Linked DNA regions of Homo sapiens: region 1 is linked to region 2. Evidence: read pairs that join two places in POLR2A ChIA-PET (ENCODE). Cell type or tissue: A673. All regions are shown on one strand.

Evidence for each region. Peaks named below come from ENCODE experiments on the same cell type or tissue, not always from the same donor. Only the 100,000 strongest peaks of a DNase experiment are listed, where the experiment ranks them.
Region 1: POLR2A ChIA-PET joins it to region 2 with 6 read pairs; 3 of 35 experiments call an interaction of 5 or more read pairs at or near these places.

Annotation. Positions count from the first base shown.
Region 1 is chr1:62,721,621-62,729,620 of GRCh38, forward strand. No RefSeq gene overlaps it. Among named protein-coding and RNA genes, the nearest start is that of DOCK7-DT, 37 kb to the left of the region's middle. In A673, no CTCF peak of the experiment used is centred here; a DNase peak (open chromatin) is centred at 3,741; H3K4me3 peaks cover 634 bases; H3K27ac peaks cover 2,684 bases.
Region 2 is chr1:62,503,921-62,511,920 of GRCh38, forward strand. DOCK7 (dedicator of cytokinesis 7) reads right to left here. Exons shown (of 50, transcript NM_001367561.1): 34 at 6,657-6,753; 35 at 4,042-4,138; 36 at 1,762-1,896; 37 at 710-862. Among named protein-coding and RNA genes, the nearest start is that of USP1, 71 kb to the left of the region's middle. In A673, CTCF peaks have their summits at 4,435 (motif pointing right) and 4,634; a DNase peak (open chromatin) is centred at 4,461.

The sequences.
Region 1 (8,000 bases), 220 kb after region 2:
AGACAGTTGAAGGGCACTAGAAAGATTTCCCTGACCCAGAAAATGCCTCAAAGGAAGTGACAGAAAAGGCCCCTGGAGGAAAAACAGAAAAACACAAAATGAAGTGATAGGACAGCAAGGATGAGCTTCCTTCCCCAAAGTCACAATATTTTCCAAGAAACCATTTTGGATAACTCATTTTGCTCATTGAAAAAACTGTATTCATACTATGGGCAATGTCACATATTAAGAAATTGGCGGCCGGGCGTGGTGGCTCATGCCTGTAATCTCAGCACTTTGGGAGGCCAAGGTCGGCAGATCACGAAGTCAGGAGATCGAGACCATCCTGGCTAATGCTAAAATACAAAATACAAAAATACAAAATACAAAAATACAAATACAAAAAAAAATACAAATACTAAAAATACAAAAAAATAGCCAGGCATGGTGGCGGGCGCCTGTAGTCCCAGCTACTTGGGAGGCTGAGGCAGGAGAATGGCATGAACCTGGGAGGCGGAGCTGGCAGTGAGCAAAGATCACGCCACTGTACTCCAGCCTGGGCGACAGAGTGAGACTCCATCTCAAAAAAAAAAAAAAAAAATTGGCATGTAATTATTACTATTACTGTTATTTTTAATGAAGAAGGCAATAGAAGCTAAGGGCACAGGTTTGAGATTAGACAGACCCGGGTACAAATCCTGGTTTTACCACATACTAACTGTGTGACTTTAGACAAGCTACTTAATTTCTCTGGTATCACTTTTGTCGTCTGAAAAATGGGAAGAATCATTCATTCCAAAATATTTGCTGAGCAGCTACTACATAAAAGGACAAATAAGATCCCTACCTTCCAGAAGCTTGTATGTTAGGAGTATGGAGGGAGAGAAAGACAATAAATAAGTAAATAAAAAGATGATTTTAGATTGTGATAAATACTGTAGAGGATATATAGTTTTCAGTGTGTGCACGCGAATTAGACTGCCTGGGTTCAAATCTCGGTTATGCTATTTACTAGCTGTGTGATCTTTGCAAGTGACTCAATCTCTGTACCTCGGTTTCCCCATTTGTAAATGGGCATATTAATAGCATCTAATTTATAACCTCATGGGATTATTATGAGGATTAAATGAATGCATCCATGTAAACTGCTTAGAACTGTGTACACCACATAGTAATTGCATAAGAGCTATATACTAATACTATGAAGAAAATAAATTGGAAGATATGATGATAAGTTGGGAGAGTGGTATTTAAGACAGGGTAGTCAGTGAAGGACTTCCTGAGGCTGTGATATTTAAGCTGACACTGAAAGAATGAGAAAGAGCCAGTCATTATTAGAGTATTTCAGGAAGAGGAAGACCTAAGTGCAAAGATCTAAGGCAGAAAGACTCTTCACATATTTGAAAAAGAGAAATGAGACCTGTGTGGTAAAACATAGTGAGCAAGAGAGAAAGCTGCATTGTAATTATTTTCTACTTCTGCATAACAAATTATAACAAATTGAACATCCTCTTACTAGCTCACAGTTCTATAAGTCAGAAGTCTAGGTGGGAATGAGTGTGGTGGCTCATGCTTTAATCTCAACAATTTGGAAGGCCAAGGTGGGAGGATCGCTTAAGCCCAGGAGTTTGAACCCAGCCTGGGCAACATGGTGCAACCCCAACTCCACAAAAAAAATTTTTTTTCTTAATTAGCCTGGCCTGGTGGTACACGCCTGTAGTCCCAGTTACTTCAGAGGCTGAGGTGGGACAATCACTTGAGCCCAGGAGGTTGAGGCTGCAGTGAGCCATGGTCATACCACTGTATTCTGGCCTGGACAACAGAGCAAGACCCTGTCTCAAAAAAAGAAAAAAAAAAGAATAAATCTAGTGGCTGGACCTGGTGGCTCATGCCTGTAATCCCAGCACTCTGGGAGACCAAGACAGGATTGCTTGAGCTCAGGAGTTCGAGATCAGTCTGAGCAACACAGTGAGACCCTGTCTCTACTAAAAACACACACAAAAAAATTAGCTGGGCATAGTGACACATGCCTGTGGTCCCAGCTACTCAAGGGGCTGAGACACGAGGATCACTTGAGACAGGAGGTTGAGGCTGCAGAGAGCCCTGATCATGCCACTGCAATCCAGCCTGGGTGACAGTGTGAGACTTTGTCAAAAAAAAAAAAAAAAGAAGAAGAAGAAGAAAAAAAAGAAGAAATCTAGGTGGGCTTGGTTGAGCTCTCTGCTTAGGGCTTCACGAGGCTGAAATCAATAATTTAGCCAGGCTGAGCTGTTATGATTCAGATTTACTATATGAGATAATAAATGAATAATGTTTTAAGCCTTTAATAAATGACTTACATTTTAAACCCCTCAGTTTGTGGTAATATTGTTACACAGCAATAGATAACTAATACAACTTAAGTGTAGGAAATATCACATTTCATTATTTTCTAGATTAAATTAAATCCCCCGAGTCCATTAGAGTGGATAATTTAATCAGTTATTTTTAGAATGCTCTAAGGCTTACATCATTCAGGAAAACCGATGTGGGGAAGAGTGTATACTGAGTCCTGAATCCACTGATTTGCTGGTAAAACACACATTGTCCAAATCTATATAGTCTATTCAAAGGTGGCTGCCTCTATTGAAGACAACAGCTACTCCCTCTGTGCCAGACTTGGCCATGGAGACCTTCATTCCAGAGGGAAGGCTGGAAGCTTAGTGCTCAGTCCCCAGGTACACACAAAGCCATGCCTATCAAAATTCCTGCTATTTCCAGGCCACCATGAGGAAGCAGAGTATAGATCCCCACAGCTGGAGGAGCTACCACTGCCCGTCTTCCTACTCTGGAAATCTTTCTCTGCTCCAGCTTCTTCTGTCTTAACGTCAGTCCAGCAAGTCTCCAAGACCCTAGATTTCAAAAGCAACATTCTCTTAACTAAGGAATCCTAGACCTTAACAAACAGAACACCAAGTACTAAGCTATTCTATCCTGCGAAAGGGAGGAAAAATGCTCTCTTATTTTTGGGATGATTCTATAGCAACTAGAAGTCATTTAATTTGCCACACAGTCAACCAGGGCAAAATGAAAACACATGTTCAATCACAAAGTGTTCATTACAGTGAAAGATTTCATTTCCTCAAGAAATGCAGGACTCCTCATAGCTCTAAGTGCTACAGGAGACTTTTCTTTCCTTGTTTTTTTTTTTTTTTTTTTTTTGAGATGGAGTCTCTCTCTTGTTGCACACGCTGAAGTGCAATGGTGCAATCTCTGCTCACTGCAACCTCCGCCTCCCGGGTTCAAGTGATTCTCCTGCCTCAGCCTCCTGAATACCTGGGAATAAGTAGAGACAGGTTTTGCCATGTTGGCCAGGCTGATCTTGAACTCCTGACCTCAAGTGATCCACCTGCCTCAGCCTCCCATAGTTCTGGGATTACAGGCGTGAGCCACCATGCCTGGCTTACAAGCTTTAAAAAAAAAATCTACCACTGCAGTCTTGGCTGTTAGCTTTCTGAGGTTCTTTTATTTTTTCCCATTGAAATGCACTGGACAACATTCCAAATTACCTACTAAACCAAATCCAAGTTCTTCCACCACAGAGATACGAATTTATTTTTACAGCAGTTAACAAAAAAAAATTCCCCCTTTTTTTTCTTTTGCCATTTTCTCTGATAATGCTGTATTATTCCTCCCACTCAACAGCCAAGAAAGACAACCCAACTACTTCCTCCTCCAACATACAGGAAAGAATAGAAACAATTCTATCAGCTCCAGCTGGGGCAGCACAAATGCCAGGAAGCTTTTCTTAGATTTTTGAATCCTACGTGACTCTCACTTTAGGTGCTTTCCAAAATTTTGGTTTCATTTTTCTTGAATTCTGTTCTGCAGAAACTCTCAATTGTCTAACACTGGTGGCATTTAGTAATCTTTGCCAAGTTTAATTCCAATCTAGTTGCTTGGAAGATTTCAGTGACCTAAGAAGAAGGTTTTGTAAACCTCCTTGTTTTGTGCAATGGGAATTTGTTCAGCAAGTAGGAGTCAGGATCCCTCCCTATCTCTCAGCAAAATAGGTTGTGTTATTTCCTTTTATTTCAAAATATACTGGGGTTTGTTTTAAGACAACTTTTGAGTCCCACTATTGCTAATGATCAGTTGTATGCTTTAGGCAAATTCACAAAACTTTCTAAACCTTGGTATCTTCATTTGTAATGTTAGGATAATTCCTTCTTTATACAGTTGTTGAAAAAGCTACTGGATTTAAATCCGGGTTTTATAATGAGCATAATGTGTGCTCATTAAATGGTAGACATTGGTTCTTCTTTATCTGATTTTTCCCAACTCTGGTTTACTGTCATTTATCTTAAGTAAAAATCTTGTAGCCACAAAGCAAGTAACCAGCTCCCCTGTCCAACATTAGTGTCAGAAAATGTTGGTGCCTCTGACAAATAGAAAATCTAATGAATAGGGTACTGTTTTAGGAAGAAGGAGATCTGGCTTTCCCCCTGGGCTTACTGCAACAAGTGACTTAACTTACAAAGCAACCATGAAAATGAGCATTGTGCCTCAAGAAATAAACCCTCTCACTCTTTTTCTTGGATGTGTGTTGCATTGCCATGGGATTGTTTTCAGCATTAGGAGGCTCTGCTACAAGTTCAGTTCAGGTCAGCAAACTTTTTTTTTCAGGGCTTCATCTGTATCAGGACTGTGCTTGTTATCAGATATAAAAACGAAGAAGGCAAAATTCCTGAGCTTTCATTCACTTGCTCAGTAAATGTTTATAGAGTGCCTACTAGGTAATAAAACTGTGAGTCTTGAGGAATCAAACAGAAAAAGTTACTGCCCTCGTGGACTTTATAATATAGAGAAGATTATAGACAGTGTTGCACTGATAAATGTTTAACAACAACCAGCTCTCCAAAAAGAAAAAAAAAAAAGAAAGAAAATCCAATTCTTTTCTTTTTCTTTCTTTTCTTTTTTTTTTTTTTTTTTTTGAAACAGAGTCTCACTCTGTCGCCCAGGCTGGAGGGCAGTGGCATGATCTTGGTTCACTGCAACCTCCGCCTCACGGGTTCAAGTGATTCTCCTGCCTCAGCCTCCTGAGTAGCTGGGATTACAGGTGCCCGCCACCAGGCCCAGCTAATTTTTGTATTTTTAGTAGAGACGGAGTTTCACCATGTTGGCCAGGCTGGTCTCGAACTCCTGACCTCGTGATCCGCCCACCTCGGCCTCCCAAAGTGCTGACATTACAGGCGTGAGCCACCGCACACGGCCATTCTTTTCTATCTGTTTGTGGCCTCTTTTTTTTTCTTTTTGGAAATGTTTAGGAACTTTTTTTGTCCCTAGTAAATAACATTTCCCATCTTTTGCTCTGGTGTGGGTATTTTAAAGTCTATTATGCTGAGCACAGCATGCTGTTTTACTCTAGAAAGTCAATACAGTTGTGGAAAATTTTCCTGCATTTGATTATCACCTCCCCTCTGTTTTCTCTATTCTTTCTTTCTGAAATTCTTATTATTTAGATGCTGAAGTAAGTATTTTTCTTATCTTTTCTATTTTCTGTCTCTTTTTCATTTTCTTTTCTTTTCTTTTCTTTTTTTTTTTGAGACAAAGTCTCATTCTGTCACCCAGACTAGAGTGCAGTGGCGCAATCTCGGCTCACTACAACCTCTGCCTCCCAGGTTCAAGCTATTCTCATGCCTCAGCCTCCTGAGTAGCTGGGATTACAGGCACGCGCCACCTCTCCCGGCTTATTTTTGTATTTTTGGTAGAGACACGGTTTCACCGTGCTAGCCAGGCTGGTCTCAAACTCCTGACCTCAGGTGATCCACCTGCCTCGGCCTCCCAAAGTACTGGGATTACAAGCGTGAGCCACTGTGCCCGGCTTTCATTTTCATTTTTATATTTTGGCTCTACTTTCTCAGAGATTTCCTCCAATTTTATTTTCTAATTCCCCCCATTCCTGAGCTTTTGGGGTGATTCACAGCATGAATCAGCTTGTTATTACCCTCCTCCTCTTCAAGTTTAGATCTGAATTTTCTCTAGATGGGAATATTTGTTCTCACTTATTCCCCTGCTTCCATTCTTCAAATTTTGTTATGTTGTCTCCTCTCCCTTTCTGTTGGTCATTTTTGGCTTATACCTTTTTTGAGGTCACATTACTGGGATTTCAGGAAGAACCAGTGGTGAAGGCACATTTTTAATCTACCATGCATAATAAGGTCCTTTATTTCTTGCCATTTTCATTCCTACTATAACAGTCATACTTCTCAAGGCAGCATAGATACCTCTGAGTTACAGGCAAAAGATCAAGTGCAAGAAAGTGATGTAGGACAGGCAAGCACCAAAGTGGAGCTTAGCCAGAGAGGGTTCTTGGCCTTGCCCAGAAAAGAATTCAAGGGTAATCCAGAGAAAGAAGAAAACAGCTTTGTTGAACAGTCAGTGTTACAGCTCGGTGACTGCTCCCGCAGAACAGGGCTTAGAGTAGCAGCTCGGGGTAGTTTTGCAGTCATATTTATACCCACTTTTAATTGTATGCAGATTAAGGGGCAGTTTATGCAGAAAAGGGGTAGTAACTGTTGAATGGTTAGGTACCATGGAAAGGGGTGATAACAACCCTGGTGTTGCCATGGCAACGGTAAATTGACATGGCACACTGGTGGGTGGGTCTGATTGAAAACTGCTTTCTCCTTGGCAACACCAGGGAGAAAGTGTGAAAAAGTGTCTTGGCTAGTCCTCAGTCTAGTCCAGTATCCAAGTCCCACCCCTAGAATCAAGTCCCGCCTCCTACCTTAAAAGTACAGAGGAGAAAAAGCACAAATATTAATATTTCAAGATATTATAACATTTCCAACAGTGCTGGAGCCAGCTCATACTGGCTCATAAGAATAGATGGCTTATATTCAGGAATTTTATGAGACAGTGGTTAACCATTATTAAAAATTAAATAAACAGAATATTTATTATAACATAATGAAATAAATTATATTAAAAACAGACAATACTCAAAACTTATCACTTCCTAATTATTGTAGTGAATCCTACTATTATCTATCTTCTTGAGGTTCTTTACATCTATCGTGTCTGTATCACAGAAATATTATATAATGGTGTTCCATATATTTATTTATAAATAAATAAATTAAATAAAACAAAACCAGGTATTATTCCGGCTGTCAAAAAACATTTGCCTCTAAACTTTCTTTTTTTTTTTTTGAGACAGAGTCTCGCTCTGTCACCTAGGCTGGAGTGCAGTGGCACGATCTCGGCTCACTGCAACCTCTGCCTCCCAGGTTCAAGCGATTCTCCTGCCTCAGCCTCCCCAGTAGCTGGGATCACAGGCGCATGCCATCACGCCCAGCTAATTTTTTGTATTTTTAGTAGAAATGGGGTTTCACCGTGTTAGCCAGGATGGCCTCCATCTCCTAACCTTGTGATCTGCCCGCCTTGGGCTCCCAAAGTGCTGGGATTACAGGTGTAAGCCACTGCGCCCAGCCTGCCTCTAAACTTTCAACCTATGCATGCCAAGGTTCAAAACCCTTCTGAAACAATTGATTATTGTTCTACATCCTTCACTAAACCCTTCCACACCACATCCATCCGAGCTGGGCTTAATGCCCCTCCTACACATTCTTAGCATATCATTCCTACCTACCACCTTTGTGTTAAAATGATCTGCTTATCGGCTTCTCTTTGGCTAAAGCTAAACTGTAAGCTTCTGTATGGAAAGCCTCCACAAACCCCAGATGAGACTGAATTTCCCTATTATAATTGTCCACAATTCCCTATAGTTTGGCTTTATAATACTTATGCGTGTGATTATATTTGTAACAGGAATAGCAATTAACGCTCTCTAGTCTTACATACCCATTAAGGCTGAGGCTTTCTTTCACACCCCTCAGTTTCCTCACAGCATTCCTTTTATTTTCAAAAGATTGCTTGAAAAAAAATGTTGAATGTTTCTTCCTCTTTTATTTAAAACAATAGTTTATATTTGTACAGAGTTTTTAAAGTTACATAATTCTATGAAGCTTATAATGAAA
Region 2 (8,000 bases):
CCTGTAATCCCAGCTACTTGGGAGGCTGAGGCAGGAGAATGGCGTGAACCCAGGAGGCGGAGCTTGCAGTGAGCCAAGATCACGCCACTGCACTCCAGCCTGGGCGACTGAGTGAGACTCCGTCTCAAAAAAAAAAAAAAAATAAGGCTAGTCAACTCTTTGGGTTAAAAAGAAAACACAAACTGAAATGACAACATTACTAAATATCAGAACCAAGGAGACGCCAAAAATAGCACTTAAAGGAAAATTCAAGGCCTTAAATACTTACATAAGCAAAAATAAATGAACTAAATATTTGACTCAAAAAGGAAAAATATAACACATGAATATAACATATAATAAAAGACAAATGAAAAAATGGAATTCTTCAAAGGCTGTGACATGTAATTGTAAAATATCAAGCCAAGATACTTAAACTTGTATTTCTTTTTACTTAGGGACAATTAAAATTTAAAACTGCTCAATGTACATTTATATTCTAAGTCTGTATTAATATACATACATACATACATACGTACACATGATATGCACACAATTGGAGATTTGGATTTTTGTAAGATATACACAGAATGAGAAATATCAAGATAGCCTATGATTAGACTAAAAATATACAAAAAACTCCATGCTCTCCCAAAAACTGATTTAATAACTATCAGCAGAAGTTATATTTCATTATGAATACAGAGAATTTTCATGATAAAATACTTACATTCCCAATCTCAAAGTTTTGCCTCATTAGTAGGTAAAGGGAGGCACTGGCGTGTGACCGTATTGTACCGATGCTACTGCTACAGTGTCGGAGAAGCCTGAGGCATAAATCAGCACACTGCTCTGTCTCTTCTTCAAATAAGAGTTCAGGAAACTGTAAAACAACAAAACAAACCACCACTGAATTTTTACAGTAAAAGTTTCTGAGATATGTTAATATAACCTGAACTGGAGACTTGTTAGTATAGCCCAGAAATTAAAAGAATGGTTAGGACAATATTAGCTAATGGTTAATAGTGTGAGACACAGAGTCAAACTGGGTTCGAATGCTCATTATTCCACTTACTAACTAGTAGTGGGACCTTGGACAAGTTTTCTCATCCACAAAATAGGCCTAATAATATATCTACAAGGGATTGTTGTGAAGCTTCTATCAGAATGTGCATAAAACACTTAGTAATCAACATATATGAATTCTATATTTATTACAAAATAATACGTAAGTTATTTTCATCAACATCTCTGCATTCCATCCTCTAGGATGATTAAAATGAAATAGCTACCTTCAAAATTTAAGAATATACATATTTCTAAGGGAAAACAAATATAAGAAGTAAACATTTAAAGCAGTTGAACAAACACATACCTTCTTTTCCATTCATCATAAAATAATTTCAGTGGGTTGAATTGCTTATATATTGAATTCTTTATAAATTGAGTTTTTTATAAAAACAGAACCAAGTGAAGAGAAAACAAGAGAAGCCCCATATTTAAGATTGGCTATTAATTTCAGGCCCTTCTCCACATCCAAGTTACTGTTTTTCAAACCAGAACTGGTTAAAGGTGATTCGAATAAATGAAAAATTCTAAAAGGCAGGCAGCAGTAGAGAGGCAAAGAAGAATTAAGGGTCTTAGGTTATTATTTAAATTTTAACTACACATATTCATTAATATATTACTACATATATTAACCAATGAATGTGTCAAATGATCTTAGACAATGTTAATAAAAAAAACAAAGTCTGACAACACTGCAGGTACAAAATAACCTACCTTTGAAACCAAGGCTCTCTGTGTAGCAAAACAGTGTTGTAGATAAACTGCACTTTGGTTACAGGCCATGCTGTGTAGTAGCACTTTTAGCACTCCACCAAGAATGCTCTCTTTGGATTCCGTTACAGAAACGGTCTGCAATTTAAAAATAAACAAATAAAATAGAGATGTACTTGCAATTTAGTTATGGATGTTACAGGCCTCCCTATGTATAAATAAAGGCCTCCCTGTATGTATAAGTAAAGTTTTAAAAGATAAAAAAATGATAACATAAGATCTAGGATGGCTTCAAGAAGGAGCTAAGCAGGATTTGAATAAGAAAAGGGGGAAAAAGAATAAATATAATTTAAATGAGAAAAAACAGGAGTAAGATACAATGGCAAGAAATCATAAGGTGTGTTTTAGGAAAATTAGTAAGTAAATTTGAATTGACTTGAGGTTCATGTAGAAAATAACTAGAGATAAGGCTGAAAAATTGAGTGGTGCCTAGAGCAAAAAATGTTGGTGGTACACAAATAACCATTCTTTTCTTCTTTAATAATTGAAATCCTGAATTTTAGCTGAAGACTTTGAATCCGGCTACAGAGAGAGGTGAACAAAAGAGAAGTTACATCTTCTGAGTCATGCCCTTAAAAAAAGAAATGTACTCTGTCCCTGCTGTTTCTTTTCACTGAATGAAATACAGACATGATGGCCGCAGCTCAAGCAACCATCTTGGGATCAGTTATCTTGGACTTATTAAATTTTTTCTATTTTTAAAACTTTAGTCAGGATAATGACTGATAAAATCTTTTTTTTTTTGTTTTTGAGATGGAGTCTCACTCTGTCACCCAGGCTGAAGTGCAGTGGCTTGATCTTGGCTCACTGCAACCTCCGCCTCCTGGCTTCAAGCAATTCTTGTGCCTCAGCCTCCTGAGTAGCTAGGATTACAGGTGTGCGCCACCACACCCAGCTAATTTTTTTATTTTTAGTAGAGTCAGGGTTGGCTGGGTGCAGTGGCTCACGCCTGTAATCCCCACACTTTGGGAGGCTGAGGTGGGTGGATCACCTGAGGTCAGGAGTTCGAGACCAGCCTAACCAACGTGGAGAAACCCTGTCTCTACTAAAAATACACAATCAGCTGGGCGTGGTGGCGCATGCCTGTAATCCCAGCTACTTGGGAGGCTGAGGCAGGAGAATCACTTGAACCCGGGAGGCGGAGGTTGTGGTGAGCTGAGATTGCGCCACTGCACTCCAGCCTGGGCAACAAGAGCGAAACTCCACCTCAAAAATAAATAAATAAATAAATAAATAAATAAATAAAATAGAGTAGAGTCAGGGTTTTGCCATGTTGACTAGGCTGGTCTTGAACTCCTGACTTGAAGTGATCCACCCACCTCAGCTTCCCAAATTGCTGGGATTACAGGCATGAGCCACCGTGCCCAGCCATAAAATACTTTTAAAGGAAAATTCTCACAACAATGTACAGAATGGATGGTGGGAAGAATACAGAGTGAGTTATGAAGTAGGTGGCCATTGTAATAGCGTGGAAATATGAACCTGGCAGAGTAGTGGTAGTAGAAAAGGAATGGAAGGAATAGGTGAGAGATATATTTACTAAAACATCTGAAAGATCTTGCTAACTGATTTGAATCCTGGCTCTTCTACATACTAGCTGCGTCATTATGGGCAGTTATTTAACATCTTTGTGCCTAAGTGTTCTCATCTACAAGATGAGGATACTGACAGTTTCAATGTCATGAGTTTCTTAGAAGGATCAAATGAGTTAATATTTGTAAAGTGCTTAGGACAATGTTTAACACAGAAAAAACTAAATAAATGTCAGCTATCACATTGTTACTACAGAATACTGCCCAGAGGGCAACTGTTAGGACCCAACACAATGATTATAGATAAAAAGCCTGAAACATTGCTGTGGTATACAGAGGATACTGCATAAACCCAGTTTATCTATATGTAGCTATAGCTATACATGCATGTTGAATCTCACCTGATGGCAGAACTTCCACCTATAAATACTCAGAGGATATTTGGAAATGCAAGACTAGGCCATCAAGGGGAAAGACAAGGAGATAAAGATTTCATAATCATCCTCCATGAAGAAACAGTTGAAGCTATGGGAATTTATAATTACAGAGAATCTCAGAATGCTTGGAACGAAACTTTTAGGAACTACCAATATTTAATAAAATGTAATTTTATGGCTCACAGTAAACACTTTTCCCTCCAACCTCAATTTACCAAATCCGTATTTTAAATTTCTCTTCTTTGCATTCTTACCTGAACAACAATCTCTAATGTATCTAAAATGATTAGGTTTGCTTCTGTAGCCAGGTTTCCATCAATCAGTGCTTCGTGTTCAATCTCTGCTCTTGATCTAATACAAAATATTGTAAGAAATTATATTTATCTTTTTGAAAACTACAATTCTGAAAAGACTTAAGGATGCATAGAAATAAAAAATTTCAAACCATTTTCAATATTTGCCTGATAAAAAATTACAAGAGAATAAGAAAAAAGGCAGTAGTTTACACATTTATGCAGCTTTTTTGTTAACCACAACAATACACACTTTCTCACCCCATTACAGAAGTGTAATGCCACTAAAAGCATAAATGTTTATGTTTTAGCTTTCAAACATGCAGCAGACAGTTTTATTCTAAGTGACACTGACACTAGGTGGTGCTATGTGGGCTTGTATTTAGGACTGCTTCATGGAAAACAACATTCAAATATTTAGTATTCATCTTACTATTTCAAATATTTCCAATGTCTGTATTCAGGATAAATGTACTTAATTTGTCTAAGGTTTCATCTAATTTTCCCCCAATTTTTTTTATATAAATATGCTCAGATGATAATTTAACTCTTCAGTGAGACTAGATGGAATTACTCATTGGAAACACAACAAATTTGGGGAAAAAAGGATGTGAGGTGACGAATATGCTAGTTAGCTTGCCTGTGGTAATCATTTCACAATTGTACACATATATTAAAAGATCATGTTATATTCTGTAAATATATACAATTTTGTCAATTATAACTCAATAAAGCTAGAAAAATAATAAAGAAAAAAGAACAAAACAGTTTGATGCAATAAAGTGGTTTACTTAAATACTAATATTTGTAAAAGTATCATTTAATGCAAATAAAAATGTAAGAATAATTACACATGATTTATGAATATAGTTGAGATTTTTGTTTTAGCAATAATAGATATACAGATACTATATATTACACCAAAGTAGACAAAATAACACATAAAGTACAAGGCCATATTAAACACTAACTTTTCTAAGTTTTTAGATCTGTAAGTCTGTGAGTCTTTATTATTACCACTAAAGAGAATACTTCATTAATTTACAGTTTACAAATTCAATTTAAGAATAAAAGCACTTTGAAAGGCTGAGGTAGGGGATCCTTGAGACCAGGAGTTAAGAGACCAGCCTGCACAACATGGCAAAACCCTGTCTCTACAAAAATTATTTGGGCGTGGTGGTGCACAGCTATAATCCCAGCTACTTGGGAGGCTGAGGTGGGAGGCTCACCTAAGCCCAGGAGGTCAAGGCTGCAGTGAGTCATGATTGTGCCACTGCACTTTGGCCTGAGTGACAGAGTGAGATCTTGTCTCAAAAAAAAAAAAAAAAAAGAATACAATTATCAAAATTAAACTGGAAAATAAAATATTTAATGTTCAAACTTAAAATTTCCAGTGACATTTTATAAAGAAACATAAGATGGTTTAAACAAAAAGAATCAGGAGAACACCAAAAAAGTCTCCCTCAAAACACAGCAAGATAAGCCAAGAGAACACATTCTACAAATGCAGAAATAAAGCACTACTATACTGATAGTACAGTACCTGGCTACTCTGTGATTTCTAAAAAATAACACATGTAGAAAAACCATCAGAGAAATAGATTTGGACAGACGGAGAAAAAGAAAGGAAAGCACACATTCCAAGGTTAAGAATTTTAATATATTTATATTACATTCAATATCTGATTATTTCAAGCTCTCATACATATGGTACTGAAACTTGTTTCTCTGCTGGCTCTCACTTGTTTCCTCTGTTTTATGATTTTACTGTCTGTGAGAAAATATTGTGAAAGTTTATTTGTGAGAATCTTCTGAGGCTTGGGCTGATGATGGTTCTCAGATAGGGTAATCAATCATCTTGGTTTGCCTTAGGACAGGACTAAAGGGCTCCCTGGGATGTGGGACAATCAGTGCTATAACTGGGAGAGTGCTAGGCAAACCTGAAATGAGTTGGTCACTCCATTCTCAAAGTTTTATGGGCCAGTGAAGCTACTTGCGGGCTAACTTATAATTAGAAATTCTCAAGAAAAAAATTTTAGCCCCTTGACTCAGTGCCAAATCTCAAGCCAGAAAAGTTTACCTGCAGCCACTTGGGCAGTAAGAAGATTCATGTAAGTGTATTGTAGGTGTTTATGGCAGTAGGATCAGTCAATGTATCAAGTCTGCCTTTATGCTAGAAACAGAAGACCTGTATTGTTTTGTCTTTCTTGAATTATATTATAAGCTCCATAACGACAAATGTCAGGTTTCTGATTCTTTGTAATATTTGAAATATTAGTTCAATGTGACACCTAAAATATGTTCAAAAAATAGTTGCTGAATGCATTTTCCAAGAGGATGTTTTAAAGAAAATGGAGTTTAAAATATAATATTTTGCCTTACTATACCACGAGAAGTTCTTCCTCCAAATCTTTTTAAATCTAAAATTTTTAAATTAAATATTTTGTTCTCTAAGACTTAATATATTTATTAAGTGTAAATACTAAATGTAAATATAAAGTAAAAGTTATCATTTTCCTCTTACATTTTAAAATTCAACACACCCATCAGTAACATAAAATAGAAAGCTGTATTACTTGTCAAGCTTCTCTGTGTTTTGACGCCAGTGAGTCATATCTTTCCTCCACCTCAAATTTTCTTGACTTCCAAAGGCACTTCCAGATGGGCTTCTCTCTGTCAAATAAATTTCAAAACCAATTTTCAAATGTTATTTCAGTTGGACCACATATATGTATACTTGCAATCATGTAAGAAATATACAACAATAATTTGTACAAGCCATTTTATCCTCAGTACAAGTTGAAAAACCTGACAATGGTGCTTTTTATTAAAAATTTTCACAATAATTTCAGAAGAAATGTACTTGCTATATGCAGTATCTTTTCTTTAAAACAATACCCACTTAAATAAGCAAATGTTCTAACATTGGTTTGCTTAAAATCTTAACCATGGCTTATAAGGCCTTACATGATATGACTTTATTTCCTACCATTCTTCCTCTTGCTTACCGCTTTCTGTTATCCTTGCGAATCTATCAGTATATACTCTGACTACGCTTCTGACTTACAACCTGTGCAATGGTTGTTGTTCCTTTTTCCTAATTGTTCTTCTCACAAATTTTCCTTTATCGCCTCCTTAGAAAGGCCTCCCACTCTCCAATACCTCCTTTTCCTTTTCTTTTGCTTTGTTCCTTTCCATAACACTTAGGACCACAAGTATATAAGCTCCTTAAGAACAGAAATGATATGTACTTTGTCCAAGCATGTTATGTCTAGGCTGATAAAGTGGTTTCTAGGTTTGAAGGCAGACTGCATGTATGGGTTCCTTTAAGGGGTGGCAGCAATAGAAATGATTCATACAAATCCATTAGGAGTGGAGACAGCATTGAGAATGTGGAGAATACACAAATATACATTTAAACAATGGACTCAGTCATAATTTCAAACTTTCAACTATAAAACTGCTTGTTTTTGGAAAAGGTAAGACTTTAAATTGGTTAAGAGGATGAAGAATAATGAAAGTAAATGTTCAGAGTTCAAATATAAATTTTTAAAAATACTGAAAAACAAATACAAAAGAATACAACTATACATATGTCAATTAAAGAAATACAAAAAATACTGAGAAATAAGAATCATTTCCTGTACAATAAAGGACATGGCTCTATTTCTTCTAATTTCTTTCCCTTTTCTTTCCTTTCTTTCCTTATCTCTTTCTCTTTTTTAAATTCTGAAATCCATGTCTTTAGGAAATTTATGGAAAAAAACAAAAAGATATGCCTATATTAAGATAGTTAGCAAAATTAACTATAATATTCTATCATTTACATTTTTTCCCACGAAACTCTCAATAGTTAATAATGTCTTAGAACTGAAAGTTAAGAAAAAGAAAACAATGTCTATTAGTAGACCTAATAAGCC